Linked DNA regions of Homo sapiens: region 1 is linked to region 2. Evidence: chromatin loops called from intact Hi-C (ENCODE). Cell type or tissue: B cell. All regions are shown on one strand. Links, peaks and the distances in the headings refer to the core of each region. The heading gives the core; the rest is flanking DNA.

The links. A loop is a pair of places that touch in the nucleus more often than their neighbours do. Peaks named below come from ENCODE experiments on the same cell type or tissue, not always from the same donor. Only the 100,000 strongest peaks of a DNase experiment are listed, where the experiment ranks them.
Region 1: a loop joins it to region 2, with 2.3 times the contacts of the local background. A loop is called at or near these places in 2 of 110 quality-filtered maps.

The regions. Positions count from the first base shown.
Region 1 is chr6:88,627,750-88,633,141 of GRCh38, forward strand. The region is part of intron 14 of RNGTT (RNA guanylyltransferase and 5'-phosphatase); the gene reads right to left. Among named protein-coding and RNA genes, the nearest start is that of RNGTT, 330 kb to the right of the region's middle. RefSeq lists a silencer at 2,226-2,315. In B cell, for the core only: a CTCF peak has its summit at 2,241; a DNase peak (open chromatin) is centred at 2,252; H3K27ac peaks cover 442 bases.
Region 2 is chr6:88,758,820-88,764,211 of GRCh38, forward strand. All of the region lies in intron 13 of RNGTT (RNA guanylyltransferase and 5'-phosphatase), which reads right to left. Among named protein-coding and RNA genes, the nearest start is that of RNGTT, 200 kb to the right of the region's middle. In B cell, for the core only: a CTCF peak has its summit at 3,146; a DNase peak (open chromatin) is centred at 3,092; H3K27ac peaks cover 1,725 bases.

The DNA of each region.
Region 1 (5,392 bases), core at 63-5,062, 130 kb before region 2:
CACAGCCTTGAACCATTAGACTAAAAACACAGAACTCTTTAGTTTAGCAAAAAATGTTCTCGTGGTGATCTGGACTCACCTGAGCAAACAAACTTCTAGGATTCCTTTCTTACAAGTCTGTACCTCAAGTCAATGCAAAGTCTCACTGAGACCTTCTGACCAACTGTAACTTGCAGCTATAACCTGCCTTTGATATGTCCAATTGGGTATTTTACTGTTTGCCATGCATAGATCATTGCAATTTTATATATGCTTTCTCAACAACTATATTTCTTCTACTTTGAGAAAGAAATCTTGAAGTTATTGACAAAGGCATTACGTAAGTACAGAGTGATAATCACATTGCTCAGAGCCCTAGAGTTTCATTTTGTGTCTCTATGCACTCCTTGAAAAACATTCATGATGGATTTATTTAAATTTTCCTCATCAGCTCCAGGTATAGCGGCTATTTAAAAAGCCACTCAGAAAATGTTGAAAATCTGAAAATGATTACAATAAATTATCTGCATCAAGTATCACATTCCCTAAATATCTTCTCCCCTAAAACCCAAAAACACCACAATAACTTCTCTCTGATAAACATTTTAGAGCTGAAACTCCAAGCAGGAAACTTTAAAATCATCAAATAAAACCCTTTTATTCTGAAATATTCAAGTACTAAAGTGCCCTCCCCAATTATCTGTATTAATTGGTGTGTATGTGTGAACATTCACATATTGGGGTGTTATAAAACCAGAGGAAATAGCAAATTCATTACTTTGGTAACTTGTACTCAAAATTAATTTAAGGTTTATAGCCAATATATTTATATTCATCATAGATATTTACTTTTTAAATTATTGACTAAGATTTTTTCCTTCATAGGGAAAGGAAGGGGAGAGACTAACATTTATTAACTACCTGTGATGTAGCTGAGCACTTTACATACACTGTTATCCTTTTTATAATAATGAGGAAATTAAGAATGAGAATATTTAAATAGTTTCTTCAAGACAGCATTTGGATCTAGAGCTCTACATCGCACTACCTCTTGGTACTAACTGGGAAATTCAACACACTAGAGGAAAAGGAAAATTTTATTATTGTTTACTCCAAATCAAGAAATGACTAACAGTTAAAGAGCTAAGGGAGTTCAGCTAATGGAGCATCCTTTGCAGTCACCATAAACTAAAGGAGAGACATGTGAACTCTCATAGGTCATGCTGAGTTTAATGTAATATAATCTTCTAGAATAGAAATAAGAAACATAGGCTGCATGTGAAGAAAAAAAATCCCAAAACCATGAGCCTCAAGTGCCATGTGTTGGTCAATACTAGTTTGGAGAAAAGGGGTCTGGAAAGAAGATAGGACAAACAAAGTAGGAGAAATCTCAAAAGTGGGTAGGGAAAAGGTGTGGACAAGAAGACGAAGAAAGTTCTAAGTGTCCTAAACTGGGTCTGTGAAATGGGGATTAAGTGCAATTCGGTTGAGTAATATACAAAAATTTTACTGATTTATCAGCATTATTTACATTTTTAGCAGGCTCCAGTGATTAAAACAGTCTTTTCCGTTCTGGCAACTGGTTTACCGGCTTTCACTTTCAAAGATGCAGGGGGAAAAAAGATGCAAACATAAAATTCAGCCTGCAGGTAAAATACGTGCTATTATCTAAAGATTTCTACATTTAGAAGTATCTGATTGCCTGATCTTTGGGAGATCAGAATTTTCACAATTCACGTTCTTAAAGATTACATTTGGAATCACATTAAATTTCTCATTTTGTTCCCTCCTTCCCCACTTCCTATATTTCCTTAGGTTTCTGTTCTACAGTTGTTCCAGTGAGGGTAAGGAGAATGTGTTCTAGTGGGAATAAAGAAAAAAAACAAAATTACGCAGGCAAAGAAAAAAGTTGTACATTTTTGGACGTTCACCACTCAACTGCTCTTAGCAAGTTTTCAGAGGATCTATTCTAAATTAGGTAGCTGTGGTTACCACTATTTTCTGGAAAGTTGTTTTCTGGGTATATGAAATTAAGTCTGAGGATAATTAAGGTAGGTAGCTTTTCATCTTTTCTCTAGAAAGTAACCAGCACAATCTTGGTGCTTAATGAAATTATATATCAGGTAAATGATATGCTTGCCAGGAATGCTTTCAAGTGGTGAGTATTTTACAGGATATTCTCACACTAGCATGCCTCCTTCTAATCTTGATTAAGTCAGCTCAACTCCCTGACTATAAGAAATCACCATGTGAGTCTTTGAAGAATGCGCCCCCTACCAATGCCATGCTGTGCCTACGCTAACCTTTAAGCAAGTACACCGGCAACCCTGAGTTCCTGTGGTTTCCACTGTGGTAGACTGTTGGGCCAGTAGCACACTTGCTATATGAGGGTCTGCTACAGTAAAACGACAATGCAGGAAGGATGTTTGTTTTGGGGGTTTATTCAAAATTGGAGAAAACTATGGAATGGTGAAAAGTAACAAGCCAAAGACTCATTATTTGCTTTGTCTGCCAGCTGCCAGCTGCCAAAGAAGACACAGTGGATCGCCTCCTGGTACTGTTCTGTGCCCAGAGGCTCCAAATTAGCACTGTTTTAACTGTCTTGCCACCACACTTCAGATGTTATCACTATCATTTCCATTTTTGCTTTTGGAATATTCCAGGGACCACAGTCCTTCAAATCCTACCATCTAATTGGTGCTAAATTTGCATATAGTCATGCTTCCTCCACTCTGGTGTAAAATGGATATTCTAGTCCTCTTCTGTAAGCTCCGTGTTTTAACTATCACACAGCCTGGAGTTTCACTAGTAGATAAATGTTGAGTAGGCCCACTGCAAAGCTTACTGATGGCAGAGCAAATAGCTGAATTTAACCTTAAATTAATCCTGATATATGAGCTCTGAGTTAAACAGCTCTGAGTTAAACAGGCCAAGCAATAGTTCAGCAAGTCGGTGGGGAGGGGGTGACAGAATGAACATCTGAGACTTTTTTTTTTTTTAACTTTAATCCGACATGATAAAGGCAAAGTAACTCATTCTTAGTTACATTTCCTTCTGTGAATTTTGTTTTTTAGTAACTTGTTTTTTTGCTTAAATATTTTTTTAGAAATCAAAACCCAACAATGAGAACAATTATGTTAATAATGCCAGGAAATTTGTTTGCTTTGTTAAATTGAGCTTCAAAAGCACTTCAATTGAACATACATTTGTGATTGCAAGTAATGTCTATTCTTATATCCATTTAAAATGTTTACTTTATTACAGCTTATTATAAATGTGAAGTCTAAAATGCAGCACCATGGCTGCTCAATTTCCAGGCCACAATTTTATGATAATCATATGAAATGTATTCATGTGTCAACAGAACTGCCTAACAATGCCCCAAATGGAGTTGTTAGCAGCTCTGTCTTTCTGATGGCCACACAGTTCTGTGCCTCATAACATTAAGAAACTGCTACAAACGAAAAGTTCTTTGACAATTTTAACTTAGTTTGTAGCATGTACTATGTTGCTACATACAGCTCAGTTTAATTGCTACTGTCTCAGAGATCTCCTACAGGAAAACTGACCTTAAACATATGAATGAGATAAATGGGCTGTTACTTTTTATATGGCTGGATTGTCTTTTTAGGTAGTCTTTACACCAAAGGGGTTGAGACTGCAGAATCCCTCTGGTATTTGATGTTCCCTACTGCATGCAGTGGTGAAAAGGTACCTGGAAGATGCCTTCTATCACCTTGACATCTCACAAAGGAGTAAGGGAGCACTTATATGCAGATCCGATAAATGGAAATGAATAAAGGCTCTAGAGGTGTCCCTCCCTCCCTCTCATGACTTCCTCGCTTTTGTGACAAGTAGCCCATATGATGGTGGCCAGTGCAGGAGCTGAGATCTTGAGCAACATTTTCTCAACTCTACATTTTTTTTTTAAGGCCCTATGATGCAGGTACCATCCCATGTGTTTTTATGCCCCTTATTTCATTCAGAAGATCTGTTTGCCTGCAGTGGACCATATACTTTTGGATGGAGGTTGGGAGAAAAGCATCCGTCAGGAACCAGAATCATGTGATAGTAGGCTATATATATTTTTTGTTTCAAGTTTTTTTTTAACCTCCTAGAAACACTTCTCTGAGTTAGTAACAGAGAACTGTGAAAATGTCCAATCAACTTTAAGACAACTGATTTTTTATAGCCAACTGCTTCTGAAAGAGTACCAAGTCCACCTAGGCCAACTCTTTATTTATTATTTTGAGACAAGGTCTTGCTCTGTCGCCCAAGCTAGAGTGGTGTGGGACGCTCACAGCTCACTGCAGCCTCAACCTCCCAGGCTCAAGTGATACTCCCACCTCAGCTTTGCTAGCAGCTGGAACTACAGGCGTGTGCCACCACACTTGGCTAATTTTTGTATTTTTTGTAGAGATGGGAGTTTCACCATGTTGCCCAGGCTGGTCTCAAACACCCGGGCTGAAGCAACCCATCTGCCTTAGCCTCCCAAAGTGCTGTGATTACAGACATAAGCCACCATGCTCAGCCCCAACTCTCTTTTTAGATGGAAAACACTAAGGTTCACAGAAAGCCTATAACTTATCCAAAGCATATGCCTCTTTGGGTGCAGAACTAGCACCAGGGTCCAGACTTGCAGCATCCCAGTCCAGCACACTGACTATGGAGTCATCTATAAGACAATCCTTCATAAACAAAAGGTATAACTTTGCAGGGCAAATGTTTACTTACAGTCATTTAAGTTTGATCCAGTTTATCTAATGCAAGAAAAACAGTTTATATAGCAACCAACTACAGACACACAGACACACAGACACACACACACACACACACACACACACACACACACGTACATTTCATAAAGCAATTTATTTCCTTTCTTTGTGCTATTTTCTCTTCTACTTTATTTCATTAAAACAAAAACAAACAAACAAACCTGATTGAGATCCACTTAATGGATTTCGAAACCAACCATCAAAGTCAGGGGGGAAAAAAATCTCACAGAATATCAAACAGAATAATGGATTGATTTCAAGCAACTAGCATGGAAGTTAATTCTAGTCTAGTATAATTCTAATCTTGAATTTTATAAACAATAAAGGTAGACAACTCTCAGGACAGGAGTCTTGGTACTCAGAATGCTAAATCAGACCCCGTCTCATGGCTTCTGCCACCTTCCTTTCCCACATATTGTCTCTTTTCGAACAATGACTACACTGTAAAGAGGCTGTCCTGGCTGGGCAAATGCTCTCACCCATTTCTTCTGTAGTCCTTCTGGTATAACATTGCTACCAAAGCATAGTTGATGCTTGGCTTTAATTTAAATTTCAGATAGCATTTTTCTCTACAGAACTGAGTCTGTTTTGTCAAATCCTGAAATATCATGACATATTATTGCAGGGTATAATCC
Region 2 (5,392 bases), core at 210-5,209:
CCTCCCAGACTTAGCATCCATTGATTATTCTTTTTTATTTATTTTTGCTGTATTTTATTTATTTATTTTTTTATTATACTTTAAGTTCTGGGGTACATGTGCACAATGTGCAGGTTTGTTACATATGTATACATGTGCCATGTTGGTGTGCTTCACCCATTAACTCCATTGATTATTCTCACTAGAGCTGATCTTTACTATGGTGGTGGCAAAATAATTTTCCAAATCCAGGACTCAGAACATTTACCAATCAGCATTCTGCTAAAAGCTAAACCATCTCTTCTGCTCATTTATTACCAGTATGGCAGTATGGACTCATAGATTCCTATTTTTAGCAAAGTTCATAATTCATTACTGTCCTTCTGGTGTCCACACTATATCCCAGATCTGGCCAGTGGGAGCACCTTCAAGTTGGCTCCTGCATCCTTTCGACATACATTGTTTTTGTTGGGTTGGGGATGTACTTTCTTACTTTCTGGCATAAGAAGGTATTCTATGCCTATCCTGCATCCTCCCTACCCGGCTCTAGAATAAGACATTTCTCTGAAGATCTCTGGTTCTTTTTGGTGAGGAATGGTGTTAGACACCAAAATCTTCGTGCTGGATATGCTTATTATTACCAGGGTGCCTCTGCTTATAGGTCCTGTCAGTGGACAGAGCTAGGAAATGAGTTTATGTGTATCACATATTACATACACAAACACAATCATGTATATGTATTCATATACATGCACATACATGTGAACATATATATTCAAATATTTTAAAAATTCTAATCCATCTCACAGAGTTCTTCACTGCCTTCCTCCATTTCATATTTGTATCTTTCTCCTTCCTCACTGAGAACCCTGACTCCCAACATCAGTACCCATTTGCTCAATCCTACAACACTTCTAAAGTAGTTTGGCGTTTCACAACCATAATTACAGCAAAAAACAAACCTAATAAAAAAGGAGTTCAAGATTTGTTTGCAGTTCTTCCCATCTCATCTCTCATGAGGGTCTGCATTCAAATCCTATGTTCCTAAGTTACTTCATTTTCCCCCCCACCAACTTCAATGTGATTCAAAGTAGGAATTTAACTAATATTTAATCTATATAATATCCACCAGGTAACAAGCTTTTTATAACATAAAAGGTAACTTAGAGAAATTGCAATTAATGAAAATATATATTAATTGAGAAAAATCACATAAGCGAAAGGTACTAATGTAAAGAATAGTGTTAAAATGAATATGAAAATTAAATTCCAAAGAATCAAATTATAAAACAAAGGTGATATATACTTCTATTTAGTAAATTAACAAGTAAAAATAAGTAATTTGACTCCAGTGAGGTCATAAGTAGATGTTTTAAAGCCACATGCTCCTTTTCTCCTACTAGTTACTTGTAGACACTTTGATTATGATGTTGGTTTTTGGTAAGCGGCCTGGGAAAGATTTTCTGCTGAATGCAGGAAGGATGAAATAACAGAGGAAACAAGAGTTACTAATACCCAAGAGATAACCAGGCAAAGGAACTGAAAAGAGTTCAGTCACAGCTCCTCCTTGCCTCTCCTAGGCACACTGGAAGTAAAACATAATCAAGAATGTTAACAGTAGTAACCATTCAAAGACTGAAAGCCAACGAAGCATTTGTCTTAAAATATGTTTGGGTGATGAGAATATTTTCAAATAAGAAAGCAGTTACTATGGGTCATTTGCTAAATAATAAAAATAGCTATATTATACATAAAAAAATACAACCAGCTACATACCAAATAGCTTAGTCATTAAGCATACTATAATAATAGTGATTACATTAGTGTTTTATGTCTATTTCTTTAAAATAATTTTTAAATAAAATATAAATGAAAGAATTAAACATTTCATTTTGTGAAAGAGGCAGAGGGTAGAAAACAGAAAAATGCTGCTCAGCAAAGTAGTAAGACTTTTTCCCCCATACTTAATCCTTCCTTATATAAGAACAGTTCTTCAACATTCAGAAAAATATTTTACCACCACAATTTCCTTCTCAAAAAGAGTAACACTAATTCAAATAAGCATGAGAAAACGATTTTTTTTTTTTTTTCCCAGAGATGAGATCTTGCTGTATTGCACAGGCTGGATTCAAACTCCTAGGGCTCAAGCAATCCTCCTGCCTCAGCTTCCAAACCCAGCTCATTCTATTTTTTTTTTTAATGAATTGAAGCAAAAGAAATACACACACACACACACACACACACACACACACACATACACTCTAGTCAGCAGAGTAAAAAGACTTTTCCGATAGGAAGTAAAGGAGACCATGCAGTCAATTCTATATATTCCATTCTGCTTGCTAGGAAGCTAGCATTTCTCAGTTTTAAATGTGCAGACCTTACCTGGTTAACAAACCAGAACCTTCTGGCCAGGCATGTTGGCTCACACCTGTAATCCCAGCACTTTGGGAGGCCGAGGCACGTGGATCACTTGAGGTCAGGAGTTTGCGACCAGCCTGGCCAACACTGTGAAACCCCACCCCTATTAAAATTATAAAAAATCAGCCCAGCATGGTGGCAGGCACCTGTAATCCCAGCTACTCTGGAGGCTGAAGCAGGAGAATCGCTTGAACCCGGGAGGTGGACGGTACAGTGAGCTGAGATTGCACCACTGCACTCCAGCCTGGGCAACAGAGTAAGTCTCTATCTCAAAACAAACAAACAACAACAAAAATACCTAAGCCTCCCAATACAAGTGGGAGGCCAGATCCCCTTAAAGAAGGTATTGCAATACTACTACAACCATGTACAGTACTGTAAATCCACAGTTGGCAAACTATAGTCTACAGGCCACATCTGGCCTCACACCTGTTTTTGTAAATAAAGTTTCACTGTGACACAGTCATGCTCACTCATACACATATTGTCTAGCTTTGATTTAGCACCACAATGGTAGACTTGAGTAGTTGAGATACATAGGCAACAAACCCTAAAATATTGACTATCTGGCCTTTCATAGAAAAAAAGTGCTGACCCTTGCTGTAAATCTTCCAACAGTTTTTCAAAGGATGAGCAGCATTTGCTAAAGTGATTGTTCTGGTAATCCCCGATGGGTAATCCCCTAGTGGTCGTGTCTGTTTAAAGTAAGTGTCTGGTAACCCCCTAGTGGTACGGATGTTCTTTCTTTCAAAAGAAAAATCTAATAAAAAAATTATAATCCAAAAGAAAGAACACCCAGACCACTAGGGGATTACCAGACACTTACTTTAAACAGACACGAATTGCCAGGAACCCAAAATGCCACTGCAGTCCGTAAGTTAAATGGAGAGCTTAGGGTAATCAGGTGATAAATGGATTACTGGCTCAAGTTTAAATCTAAGTGTGACGGTATGTCCACAAATACAACCTGCGGTTATTTTCCAGTTACTGGATGTATAACTGGAAGAGAAATACTTGGAAAACGAATTTCCACATTGGCTGTCTGACCCACGGAATAAGGGTCATTATGCTAGGAAAGGCCAAATAAAAGCCCCTTCAACCAGCCTTCCCTACCAGGGAAATAAACCAAAAGCAGTAACATATCTCCAAGGGAAATACAAAAATTAGTACCACCATCAGAGATTTAGAATGATTTTTGATTATCATAAATTTAATCATGTTAAACCAAGTGCAGCTGCCATTTCAGATGTGCTGTCTTTAACGAAACCAATCAATGTAGCCTCTAAAATCTTATATACAAGTTGGCAAATACTTTTTTCTCTGTACCAATCTGTGGTACTATCAGAAGACATCTGCCTTTGCCTAGAATGACCAATAGTATATCTTGCAGCCACAGCATACTGCTTTTCTGCTCTCTGCCACAGTAGAATCTACAGAGACAGTGGTCTTTTTAAAAAATAGTAAATATATATTTAGTATTTATTATGTAACATGCAGTAGTTTAAAGGACTTACATGTATTATGTCATTAAAGTCCCACACGAGGTAGGCACTATTATCCACATAATGAAGTTACAGAAACACAAGCAACAGAGAGAGAACCTGAGTAAAGAGTGGCAGAGCTTGAATTGAAATCCAGCTGGCATAATATCCAGAGTCTCTTTGCTTAAGAGGATCCACTACAGTCGTCTAAATGAAAGGTATTTTCTTTTTCCTTTTTTTTAAGGAAGGGTCTCACTCTGTCACTCAGGCTGGAGTGCAGTGGCCCCACCACAGCTCACTGTAGCCCCAACCTCCCCAGGCTCAGGTGTTCCTCCCACCTTAGCCTCCAAGTAGCTGGGACTACAGGCATGTGCCATCATGGCCAGCTTTTTTTTTTTTTTTTTTTTTTTTTTGTATTTCTTGTTAGAAATGGGGTTTCACCAGGTTGCCCAGGCTGGTCTCAAACTCCTGGACTCAAGCACTATGCCCACCTCAGACATCTCAAAGTGCTGGGACTACAGGAGTGAGGCACTGTGCCTGGTGGAAGAGTTATTTTGTTTGCGTATTTATCCATGTGTCAGTTGATAAATATTTGGGGTTGTTTCCACCCTTTGGCTATTATGAATAATGCTGATAAGAAGATTTACGTACAAGTTTTGTGTGGGCATATGTTTTCATTTCTCTTGGGTATATACTTGAGAGTGGAATTGCTGAGTCACATGGTAAGTCTATCTTAAACATTTTGAGGAACTATGTAACTGTTTGCCACACTGGCTGCACCAACTTACAATCTCAACATCCATGTGTAAGGACTCCAATTTCTGTCTCTCACTTGTTATCGTCTTTCTAATTTTTTTCAGAGACAGTGGTCACTCTGACACTACACAGAACAAATCACTGATCAACAATGCTGATGATTTTGTACTTATTAAGAGTGATAAAGAGGAAGTATAAAGTTCTTTAGACATCTTGCTAAGACACATGTAAGACAGAAGACATAAAACCCACAAAAATTAAGAGCCCATTGCCTAAGTAAGATTTCTAGGGGTCCAATGGTTGGAAGCCTATCAGGATAGCTTCTCCAAGGTGTCAGAGACAAGTTACTCTACTTGCACTATCAGTGGATACTAAAAAGGACGTTACAAAGATTAACAATCACTGTGGATTTTGAAGCAGTACTCCAACTCATTGACCAAGGAACCTGTTAGGCTACCATTTTTAAGTTGAAATCAGAACAAAAGATGGCTCTGCAGCAAGTTCATGCTATAGTATAAGCTGCTCTGCCACTTGGGCCTTATAACCCAGTATATCAATTGTCTGGAGCCTCTGAATCCTTCCTCCAAGATCTTGTGGCAAGAATGACAGCTGGGCAGCAACTGGCTTCTTATGAACCCTATAAGGCCTCCTCCAATCTTCTAAATTTTAATAATCTACCCTCATTTCTTCATTACCCCAGTTCGCTGCATGGTAGACGCTTCCTGCAGTGCTTGCTTCCTCTGCAAGACTTTTTC